Regions from separate parts of the Homo sapiens genome. Here region 1 is linked to region 2. A link is an interaction called in ENCODE POLR2A ChIA-PET data of the cell type or tissue named here. Cell type or tissue: GM12878. All regions are shown on one strand. Links, peaks and the distances in the headings refer to the core of each region. The heading gives the core; the rest is flanking DNA. Region 1 overlaps SAR1B (secretion associated Ras related GTPase 1B). Region 2 overlaps C5orf24 (chromosome 5 open reading frame 24).

Region 1 (5,384 bases), core at 55-5,054, 250 kb after region 2:
CAAGGCTTAGGTATTTACCATGAGATGGTTGTGGTCAGTTGCACCTGATACCATGTATCCCTGAATCATGTGTATTTTTATTAGTAATGCAGCCACTACCATTGCTGATGGGGTCTGTGTCCTAGTCCCTGTGGGATTGGCCTTCTGAAGAAAAGCACATTTATGGTACACAAGGTTGATTCTCAGTTTGGTAGGCTCTATAGTTCCATCCCAGCTGTCTAATTCTGAAGTGCTCCAGTCTTATTGGTGCCCAATGGGGTAATCTGTGCCTCTTCCCCAAAAGCAATGACAGGCACCAGTGTCTCCACATTTAGATATATTCCCAGTCTCTGTACATTTAACAGTACTCTCTGGGGCAAGCAATAAGTAGGACCTTGTGTGCAGTTTCATTGTAGAGACATGTATATCTGAGGAATAAAACAGCTTGTTCTGTGTCAGTCTGAGATATGTGGAGATTTTGTTCCTATCCTATAGCTCTTTTGTATTCTTTGGCATATTTTATATCCTGGTAGAAGAAAACAAGTGCTTGTTTCCAATTTTCTTTTTTCTTATTTGCTCTCAGGTAGTTCTTACTCCATACAACAAAGACTTTTTGTTTGTTGGGCTTTTTTTTTTTTTTTTTTTTTGCTCTGTTTCATTTTGTTTTAGAGACGGGGTTTCACCATGTTGTCCAGGCTGGTCTCAAACTCCTGACCTCAAGTGATCTGCCCGCCTTGGCCTCCCAAAGTTCTGGGATTATAGGCGTGAGCTACCATGCCTGACCTGACTTTTGTTTTTAGATATTATGCTTGCCATGTGATAGGGCCTGCAAGCCTCATTGCTAGGCTTACTAAGAAAATTTTAGTTTTTCAAAAGCATTATAATTTCCTAAGAAACTGAATTCTTTTTTTATATGTTTGAGATTCCCATCATTAGTAATATAAGATGAAAGGTAAGTGCCAAAAATGTATTTTTAAAGACCCTCAAGTTTAAGATTTATCCTGATTATAAGCCAAGTTTTATAGTATATTTAACCAATTCCATCAAGAATAATTTTAATATCAAAAATTAGTGTTTTCTGTAGCCATTGTCCATGTCAGAGTTACAGTCCTTTTTGTCATTGATAATATAACCTATGAAGCAGATAAGGATTGAGGAATATGACTGGAAGGAATTACTATTTAGCTAAGCTGACAAGGTCGCTTCTTAAGATGACATTTGGTTTCAGTAATCTGACTATTCTGTTTTCACTTTCATCTTCTTTCTAAATGAAAACAAAAGTGCTCCCTCCCTTCCTGGAAACCTCAGTAACACTATGGGAAAAGTAGAACATGACATTGCAGCCTATTGATTTCTTCTTCCAGATAGGTTTAAAGTACTCCTTAAGTTCTGACTAAATAGAACTAAGCCTTATTAAAAATAACTGCCTCTTGTTCATGTTATCTGTACCTTCAGGGACCTGCCTTTCTTCAAGTATTTCCTAGAGTATCTATTATGATACTGAAGAAGCTAATTATTTGTGTTGTAAATGGGTATAAATGAAAAAAAAACATACTGGTTTCTCTAGCCAGGAAAAATGCTTTCTGGTGTAATATATCTTGCTCCAGAACCCTCATTCTAATTGTAACACTAGGATCAAAGAAACAAAGTCACTTTGTGGACCACAGCTAAACTGTGGATATTTTCCCAAAGACATAAGATTTTTATGGCCCGAGCCTCTAGAAAGGAAGCCATGTTTAGGAGCAACCAGCTTTCCTCCCAGCTTTAGGGGGCAGAGTTCCTGAGCCAGAGGACTTACTGTCCAGCTTTGAGAACCTCTCCAGAGTATATGCACTGGGTACTGCTCTTTTTCAAGAGAACCAAATTAAGAGGATGGCAAGAAACAGTAGAAGCACAGAGGAAAGACAACTCTGCATGTGCCTGTGTGAATGTGTGCATCCATGGAGTATTTCCCAGGTAAATACTAGTACTGGGGACATAGGCTAATTGTGTGTCCCACACTGCAAGATGCTAGGGCGTAGTTAACACTGTGGTATACATACAAATCAGGCACTGTCCAAAAGATTTTTTAAAATCTAAAGTCTGAAATGTAAAAATATAAGGTCTCAACCCACTTTTACACTTTTAAAGAGATCCCATACCTGTTTCACTGACTGCCGTTAATTACACTTTTGGATCACAGCTGGTTAAATTGATAGATTTCAGTTTATCTCAGTGAATTTTTAGAATGGAGATTATAGCATTTTTTAATTGGAGAACAGACATTTCCTAAAGTATATGAAAAAAAATTATTCACTGTTGGTTTAAACCAGTATCTTTGTATGAGTGCCAAAGATATATGAACACAGATACTGCCTGTGCAGACCTAAATTTTAGTTTTGTGTACCTGGATCCATATACAAATTTTTTGTGGTTTATAGCATAAAAGCAGAACGTTGTTTCTTTCTTAGTTTTCAACCGGCTCATCTTTTGTTTTTGTTTTTTGTTTTTTTGTTTTTTGTTTTTTTTGAGATGGAGTCTTGCTTTGTTGCCCAGGCTAGAGTGCAGTGGCACAATCTCTGCTTACTGCAACCTCCACCTCCGGGGTTCAAGTGATTCTCCTGCCTCAGCCTCCTGAGTAGCTGGGACTACAGGCGCGCACCACCATGCCCGGCTAATTTTTGTATTTTTAGTAGAGATGGGGTTTCACTATGTTGGCCAGGCTGGTCTCGAACTCCTGACCTCGTGATCTGCCCACCTCAGCCTCCCAAAGTGCTGGGATTACAGGCGTGAGCCGCCATGCCCGGCCAATTTTCAACTGGCCCATACTTTATAGTGATGGAAAGCGCATAAACTACTTGTAAATCATTAAAATAGGGTGATAACTGTGATAATAGTGTTTCTTGCATTCTAGAAAATTATTTTATTAACTACATTCAAAACCCAGCATTTCACAGGTTCCATCATTAGAAACAGTATAGTTCTAGTTAACATGATTGGAGAGTTTCAGGGGAAAGGTTTACATTTTCTGAAACTGTATTTGGTATGTGACTCAATGTGGTATTTCAGTCTTGTTAGTCACTTACATGACTGACGTTTGCAAGGATTTATTGCCAAGTAAAATTTGACCAGAGTGCACTGAGAATAGCTACATAAGGGGAAATCTCTCAAAATTCCTTCTGTTCATTTAATTTGGAGCATATTGTTTAAATCATTTTAAACATATGTAAAAAGTTGAAGCATTAAAAAATCTTCAAGAAACAATGAAAAAATAGAAATTAGCAAACATAAGTTTCTTAATGCAAAATTAATAGTGAATAAAATATAGCCTACATTAAAAGCCAGAGGCTTTGCTATAAATATAAGAGTTTAGAAAAACAGTGTGCTTCAATTAAGGACTAAATTATCAAAACTGCATGTTTGTTTTTTCTTTTCTTTTCTTTTTTTTTTGAGATGAAGTCTCACTCTGTTGCCCAGGCTGGAGTGCAGTGGTGCGATCTTGGCTCACTGCAACCTCTGCTTCCCAGGTTCAAGCGATTCTCGTGCCTCACCATCCCGAGTAGCTGGGATTACAGGTGCACCACACCATGCCCAGTTAATTTTTGTATTTTTAGTAGAGACAGGGTTTCATTATTTGGCCAGGCTGGTCTCGAGCTCCTGATCTTAAGTGATCCACTCGCCTCGGCCTCCCAAAGTGCTGGGATTATACACATGAGCCACTGTGCCCAGCCTAAAACTACATGTTGAAGCTTCCGGTCATTTCCATTATTATCCTTCTTTTGAAATTCAAGTTAGTGCTTTTTAACCAAATAAAAGAAGAACCAGCTCTTGGGATATGTGACTCTGCCTCTGTATAAAGTGACTGGAATTTTGTTAAAACCGTGTTTCCACTTCTGAACCCTGTTACCATTCCCCCTCACAAATCCCCACCCAACACCTGGATTTTAAAGATCCTCCAGTGTCAAGGGAAGCCACAGAGTCTATTAAAGAGGCAGTTCTGAACCAATTAATTTTTGTCCTTATAATTTAGAGCATTAAATAGCTAATATATTTAATGGCACTAATTGTTGTTCACGGCTTTCATCATACTTTTAAACAGAATCCAAAGTATTCAAAGGAAAGTAAGCGAAGTTATCCAAAGCCAACTTTGTTTCAGGTGTGTCCCCTGCCCCAAATAGATTTTAGGGCAGAAATAGAAAACTGAGTTTACACAGAACTATTTTTGGAAAAGCTGCACTGGAGTAGATGGATTCTTCTTCAGCATACTTTTTTGTTTGTTTGTTTGAGATGGAGTCTTGCTTTGTCACCCAGGCTGGAGTGCAGTGGTGTGATCTCCACTCACTGCAACCTCCACCTCCCAGCTTCAAGTGATTCTCCTGCCTCAACCTTCCAAGTAGCTTGGATTACAGGCGTGCGCCACCACAGCTGGCTAATATTTGTATTGTTAGTAGAGACAGGGTTTCACCATGTTGTCCAGGCTTGTCGAACTTCTGACCTCACGTGATCCACCTGCCTCAGCCTCCCAAAGTGCTAGATTATAGGCGTGAACCACTGCGCCCGGCCAGCATGCATTTTAAAAGTGGCTTAGATTTAGTTTTAAATATTTTGGGGTGAAAGGCAGGAACAGTTCTGTTTTTGACATACAGGTTTTCTTTGGGATTGTTTTCATTTTCAAGTATAGATTCATGTCAGAATGGCCAACTTAACGTGGGTTTCTGTATTCCCTGGTGTTGCTCTTAACCTGAACTCATAATCAGTTGCCATACTGAGGCAAGAGCACTCAGGGTGAACATAGTCAAGTTACTTTAAAAGTGATAAAAGTGTTTTTCCATGGTGAAACCTTCAGTATTTGGCTGAATGTAAAGTATGTTGAAGTGGTATATTGATGGTAAGTTGTTAATCACTAACCTTGTTTGCACTTTTGTACACCACTGCTTGCACTAGGATCTTGGTGTGAATTTTCAATTGTTTTACAGTGTATACAGATTATTAAGGATAATTTATATAAAGATGTTTCTGTTTAACTTTGTGTGTTTTACAACAAAGAGCTATAATAGATGGTTAAACGTTTTTGAATTGTGTTTATATGTTAGTTTGATTATGTTCTATTATCTTTTCACCTGCCATGAATTTGAGTGTTAGGAAGGGAAAAATAAAATACTAATCTGGTCTTGAAGAACTCTAGTGTCAAGTTCCATTTTTATTATTCAACCATAATTTTCATTTTGTTTGTTAGAAATTTCTTGGACTTTGAAAATTGCAAAGATTGTAGAACTTTTTCTTAGTGCAAGGATTCTAAGGTACCTTTGCTCAAGTACCAAGGCCTAATTTGCATGGTAAAACTGAAAACAACTTATGGACAAACTGAAGTAGTACACAATGTCGACTCAGTTGAAATGTGAAAAATAAGACAACCATTTTATCTA
Region 2 (5,384 bases), core at 277-5,276:
CAAAGGTCTGCCTGGACTTGTCTTAAATCCAGCTGCTTTGGTGGTTCCCAGGGGTCTGCCTGTGCTGGTCCGGTATCCTGCTGATTTGGTGGTTCCCGAAGGCCGGCCACGCTTACCAGATCGGTTGAGATTCTTCTTTTTCTTTAGTTCATCTTTTATTTCTATGCTTCTGCCACTTGTAGTCTGCAAGTGTGTTTCATTTAATGGGTCTTGCCTCTGACAAACCATTGGTTTGTGGTTGACTGTGTGGCTGTATTTGCTTTGCTGGGAGGAATATATGTCAAACTGATCAGCAGCTCTCATGGCATCTTCATTGAGGCAGGAAGGCTTGCCAGGCCCACAGAAAGCTGGATTACTGCTGGCAACAGGATGCATCATTTTCTACCAAAAATAAAAGACAAATATATATAAATACACACACACAAATACATACCTGTATGCAGCATTCAGTGAGAAAACAGTCTGTCTTCCAACAACTATGCAGGCTACATAAAATTAGGCTAACAGGCAGGACTCCAGACCACTTATAAACAAACACACATCAGCAGATTCAAGGACACTTCTTCTCAATTTAATCATGGGACAAACATCATACAAGATAACTCTATTATAATACTGATTTCATAGCTATAATGCTCTCCAATTAGGAACCAGAAAAGTGTGTAAGTCAAAAACAAATGTTCTATTCTGTGGGCTTTTCTCTTCTAGATTACTAAACCTCAAAAGAATAATAGTAAAGCCAAGAACTCTTATTAACACAATTCTTTTTTTCAGTTTGCCTGATGTTCTTAGAATGCCTCCTGTTGGCCTTTTATTGTATTTCTCACATGCATACTTCTGGCCTGACAACAGTTTCCACAAGATGGACACTCCATCGTTATTGTAATTTATTATTTATACAGAACCCTGAGTATATGTTACACTTCACAAAAGACAGCATGTGCCAAGCAATGAACACAATCTCTACTGCTTCTTGGCCTTTTGGCTAAGATCAAGTGTAAAGAATACAATCTCTTGGCCCAAGGTACTGACTCCCTTCAAACATCCTCCATTCCAACAGAAGGCAGTACCAATACAAAAGGTAAACAAAGGTTTCCATTAGCTAAAATGAGTGAACATTATACAAATGCTTAAGACTTATACTACAAAAATATGGATAACAACCATAATAAAGTATCTCCTTTTTTAAAAAAATTTTTGAGATGGAGTCTTGCTCTGTCACCCAGGCTGGAGTGCAGTGACTCGATCTCAGCTCACTGCAACTTCCGCCTCCTGGGTTCAAGTGATTCTCCTGCCTCAGCCTCCTGAATAGCTGGGACTACAGGTGCCTGCCACCATGTTCGGCTAATTTTTGTACTTTTGTAGAGACAGGGTTTCACCATGTTGGTCAGGCTGGTCTCGAACTCCTGACCTCGTGATCTGCCCGCCTCGGCCTTCCACAGTGTTGGGATTACAGGCGTGAGCCACCGCACCCAGCCAATACCTCCTATTTGTAAGGTGTATTTATCAAGACAAAAAGTTGAATGTACAACATTGCTTTCTCCCTTGATCATAAATACAGTGTGGATCATCTTCCCTTACACCACAAGCCCTGTGACTTATTAAAGAACAGTCCAGCCAGGCATGGTGGCATCAGCTATAAGGGAGGCTGAGGTGGGAGGATCACTTGAGCCCAGGAGTTTGAAACAAGCCTGGGCAGCATAGCAAGATTCCTGCTCTTGAAATAGAAAAAAAAAAAAAAAAAAAAAAAGAAGAAGAAGAAGAAGGTCCAAAGTCTCTATTTTGTCTGTAAGGACATCCCTGTGATTTTTTTTTTTTATATAAAGGACTTATTAAAACCACTACCACAACAAACTAGCTCTAAATAGCCATATCATTTAGACAGAGGAAATGACAGGTTTTTTTTTTTTTTTTTTTTAGGTGGAGTTTCGCACTTGTTGCCCAGGTTGGAGTGCAATGGCACAATCTTGGCTCACCGCAACCTCCGCCTCCTGGGTTCAAGCGATTCTCCTGCCTCAGCCTCCCGAGTAGCTGGGATTACAGGCATGTGCCACCACGCCTGGCTAATTTTTTATTTTTATTTTGTATTTTCATTTTATTTTTTATTTTTTTTTGAGACTGAGTCTTGCTCTGTCACCCAGGCTGGAGTGCAGTAGCGCGATCTCAGCTCACTGCAACCTCTGCCTCCCGGGTTCACGCCATTCTCCTGCCTCAGCCTCCCAAGTAGCTGGGACTACAGGCACCCGCCACCACGCCCGGCGAATATTTTGTATTTTTAGTAGAGATGGGGTTTCACCGTGTTAGCCAGGATGGTCTTGATCTCCTGACCTCGTGATCTGCCTGCCTCGGCCTCCCAGAGTGCTGGGATTACAGGTGTGAGCCACCGTGCCCGGACTGTATTTTTAATAGAAATGAGGTTTCTCCATGTTGGTCAGGCTGGTCTTGAACTCCCAACCTCAGGTGATCCGCCTTCCTTGGCCTCCCAAAGTGCTGGGATTATAGGCGTGAGCCACCGTGCCTGGCTGGAAATGACAGTTTTATAGAGACTACAGTATTATGTTGTGATGAGGTAAAAGAGATAAAGATATGGGTTCCAATTCGGATTTATAAAGAGTCACAAATGTATATTAAGGTCCAGCCTCAAGTTGTTAGGAGATATTTGTGTGCACCCTTCATACATGTGAGAGTGCACCAAAACCTCAGTTATGAAAACAGTTACTCCTAGAGGCTGCAAACAGGTAATAAGGTTAGCGAAAACCACTGTAAACTTACTTTAGTTTGTAAAGGCAAAAGGAAATGAGCATGAAGTCACAGAATCAAATTCTGTTAAATTATGAAACATTTGCTGAGAATCAACAGAGCAATTGGCAAGCTGGCTTAAAGTCTCAATTTGATGGAAAAATATCTACAGTGAGAAGCTACTTGTTTATGGCAAAAGCTTTTTAGACTTGAGAACATAAAACAAGACTGGGCTAAACACAAATATTAAGTGGAATAATTTTTTCACTCATTCCCCACAGATACAAGAACTAGATTATTGGCCAGGCGCGGTGGCTCACGCCTGTGATCCCAGCACTTTGGGAGGCCGAGGCAGGCGGATCACAAAGTCAGGAGATTGAGACCATCCTGGCTAACACAGTGAAACACCGTCTCTACTAAAAATACAAAAAATTAGCTGGGCGTGATGGCACGTGCCTGTAGTCCCAGCTACTCAGGAGGCTGAGGCAGGAGAATTGGTTGAACCCGGGAGGCAGAGGTTGCAGTGAGCTGAGATCGTGCCACTGCACTCCAGCCTGAGTGACAAGCAAGACTCCGTCTCAAAACAAAAAGGACTAGATTATTAATTATCATTTCACTAGCTCAAATTCTAATTTCAGATGAGAAAAAAGGAGACTCTCAAGATGAGTTCCAAACATAGTATTGGCTGAAAGTTAGCAATTTTTTAGGATTTTGTTATGTGCCAGGCAATAAGCTTGGTTCTTTGCACATTATCTGATTTAATCCTCAGTACAAGCCTATAAGGAACATACAATATTATTTTACAGACTTTAAGCATTCTGCCAGGGTCACACATTAGGAAATGGTTAGCCAAATATGACTTTTGATGATTCAACTTCAGAACCAACAATTTACAATGTAGCATACCATGGTTTTTCAATAGCAGCACTGTCATTTGGGTCAGATAATTTTGTTGTGGTTTGTCCACTGCATTGTACAATGTTTAGCAGCATCCCTGGCCTCTACCCACTAGATGTCAGTAGCAACACCTCTCTCCCTTCCCCTAAATATTTGACAATGAAAAATTTCTCCAGACATTGCCAAATGTTCCCTGGGGGGTGGGGGGCGGGGAATCCACCCTTCACCATGAAATCACTTGATTATACTAAAATGAAAACACAGACCCAACTTAAAATATTCTCACTTAAGTTTTTATTCACCTTTTTAGCCTCTTCCTCACCAAATATCCACAAATTCTTTCTTACTGCAAAGTCAAATAGATTTGGTTTCCAAATGGAAGAAAAGCAAATGCCAGAATTAGTAAAGACAACCAGGATGGCCACGATGGCTCACGCCTACAATCCCAGCACTGTGAGAGGCCAAGGCGGGAAAATCACCTAAGGTCAGGAGTTCAAGACCAGCTTGGCCAAAATGGCAAAACCCTGTTTCTACTAAAAATACAAAAATTTACAAAAATTTTGTGGGGGAAAAAAAAAAGTTCTGTGACTTACCAGGAGGGTAACAAAAATAAATAAATAAATAAATAAATAAATAAATAAATAAATATATGTATTTCTGTATGTATAAAATATGTATGTGTGTGTAGTGTGTGTGTGTGTGTGTATATATATATATATATATGAACATTCATAATCTATCAGAGAACTCAGGATATACAGTCTCAGCTTACATTATGTTAGGCTTTTAGAGGCAAAATGCCACTATCCTTGACTCAGATATCAATCCACACTGAAAAAAACATACCATTAAAAAATTAGTCGTGCGGCTGGGCATGGTGACTCATGCCTCTAATCCCAGCACTTCAGGAGGCTGAGGCAGGCAGATCACCTGAGGTCAGGAGTTTGAGACTAGCCTGGCCAAAATGGTAAAACCCCGTCTCTACTAAAAATACAAAAAAAAATTAGCCTGGTGTAGTGGTGCACGCCTGTAATCCCAGCTACTCGGGAGGCTGAGGCAGGAGTGTCGCTTGAACCCAGAAGGTGGAGGTTGCAATGAGCCAAGATCGCAACATTGCACTCCAGCCTGGGAGACAAGAGCGAAACTCCAACTCAAAAAAAAAAAAACACTTGCAATTTTTAAAAAGCATGCATCTTGGCCAGCCATGGTGGTTCACGCCTGTAATCCCAGCACTTTGGGAGGCCAAGGCGGGTGGATCACCTGAGGTCGGGAGTTTGAGACCAGCCTGACCAACATGGAGAAACCCCATCTCTACTAAAAATAAAATTTAGTTGGGCGTGGTGGTACATGCCTGTAATCCCAGCTACTCAGGACGCTGAGGCAGGAGAATCGCTTGAACCTGGGAGGAGGAGGTTGCAGTGAGCCGAGATCATGCCACTGCACTCCAGCCTGGGCAACAAGAGCAAACTCCATCTCAAAGAAAACAAACAAAAAACCACATATCTCCATTTCTTCATTCCTTCAATATTGTCCAGAATTTATGCCTTTAGTTTGTATTATGTAAATTTAGTTCTGACATAACTCACATTTATTGAGGGCCAACTCCATGCAAAACACTATTCTAAGCACAAATTGACAAGAGTAAAGCTATTTATTCCAATGGAAAGATAATGAGACACTGACTTAGCCAGGTGTGGTAGCTCACGCCTGTACTCCCAGCACTTTGGGAGGCTGAGGCGGGTGGATCA

What was found. ChIA-PET counts read pairs that join two places held together with the same protein. Peaks named below come from ENCODE experiments on the same cell type or tissue, not always from the same donor. Only the 100,000 strongest peaks of a DNase experiment are listed, where the experiment ranks them.
Region 1: POLR2A ChIA-PET joins it to region 2 with 9 read pairs; 4 of 35 experiments call an interaction of 5 or more read pairs at or near these places.

Annotation. Positions count from the first base shown.
Region 1 is chr5:134,600,902-134,606,285 of GRCh38, reverse strand. SAR1B (secretion associated Ras related GTPase 1B) reads left to right here. Exons shown (of 7, transcript NM_016103.4): 7 at 1-5,137. Among named protein-coding and RNA genes, the nearest start is that of SAR1B, 29 kb to the left of the region's middle. In GM12878, for the core only: no CTCF peak of the experiment used is centred there; DNase peaks (open chromatin) are centred at 1,257 and 3,004; H3K27ac peaks cover 1,932 bases.
Region 2 is chr5:134,849,895-134,855,278 of GRCh38, reverse strand. C5orf24 (chromosome 5 open reading frame 24) reads right to left here. Exons shown (of 2, transcript NM_001135586.1): 2 at 1-381. The coding sequence starts at 378. Among named protein-coding and RNA genes, the nearest start is that of C5orf24, 6.6 kb to the right of the region's middle. In GM12878, for the core only: a CTCF peak has its summit at 3,744 (motif pointing right); no DNase peak of the experiment used is centred there.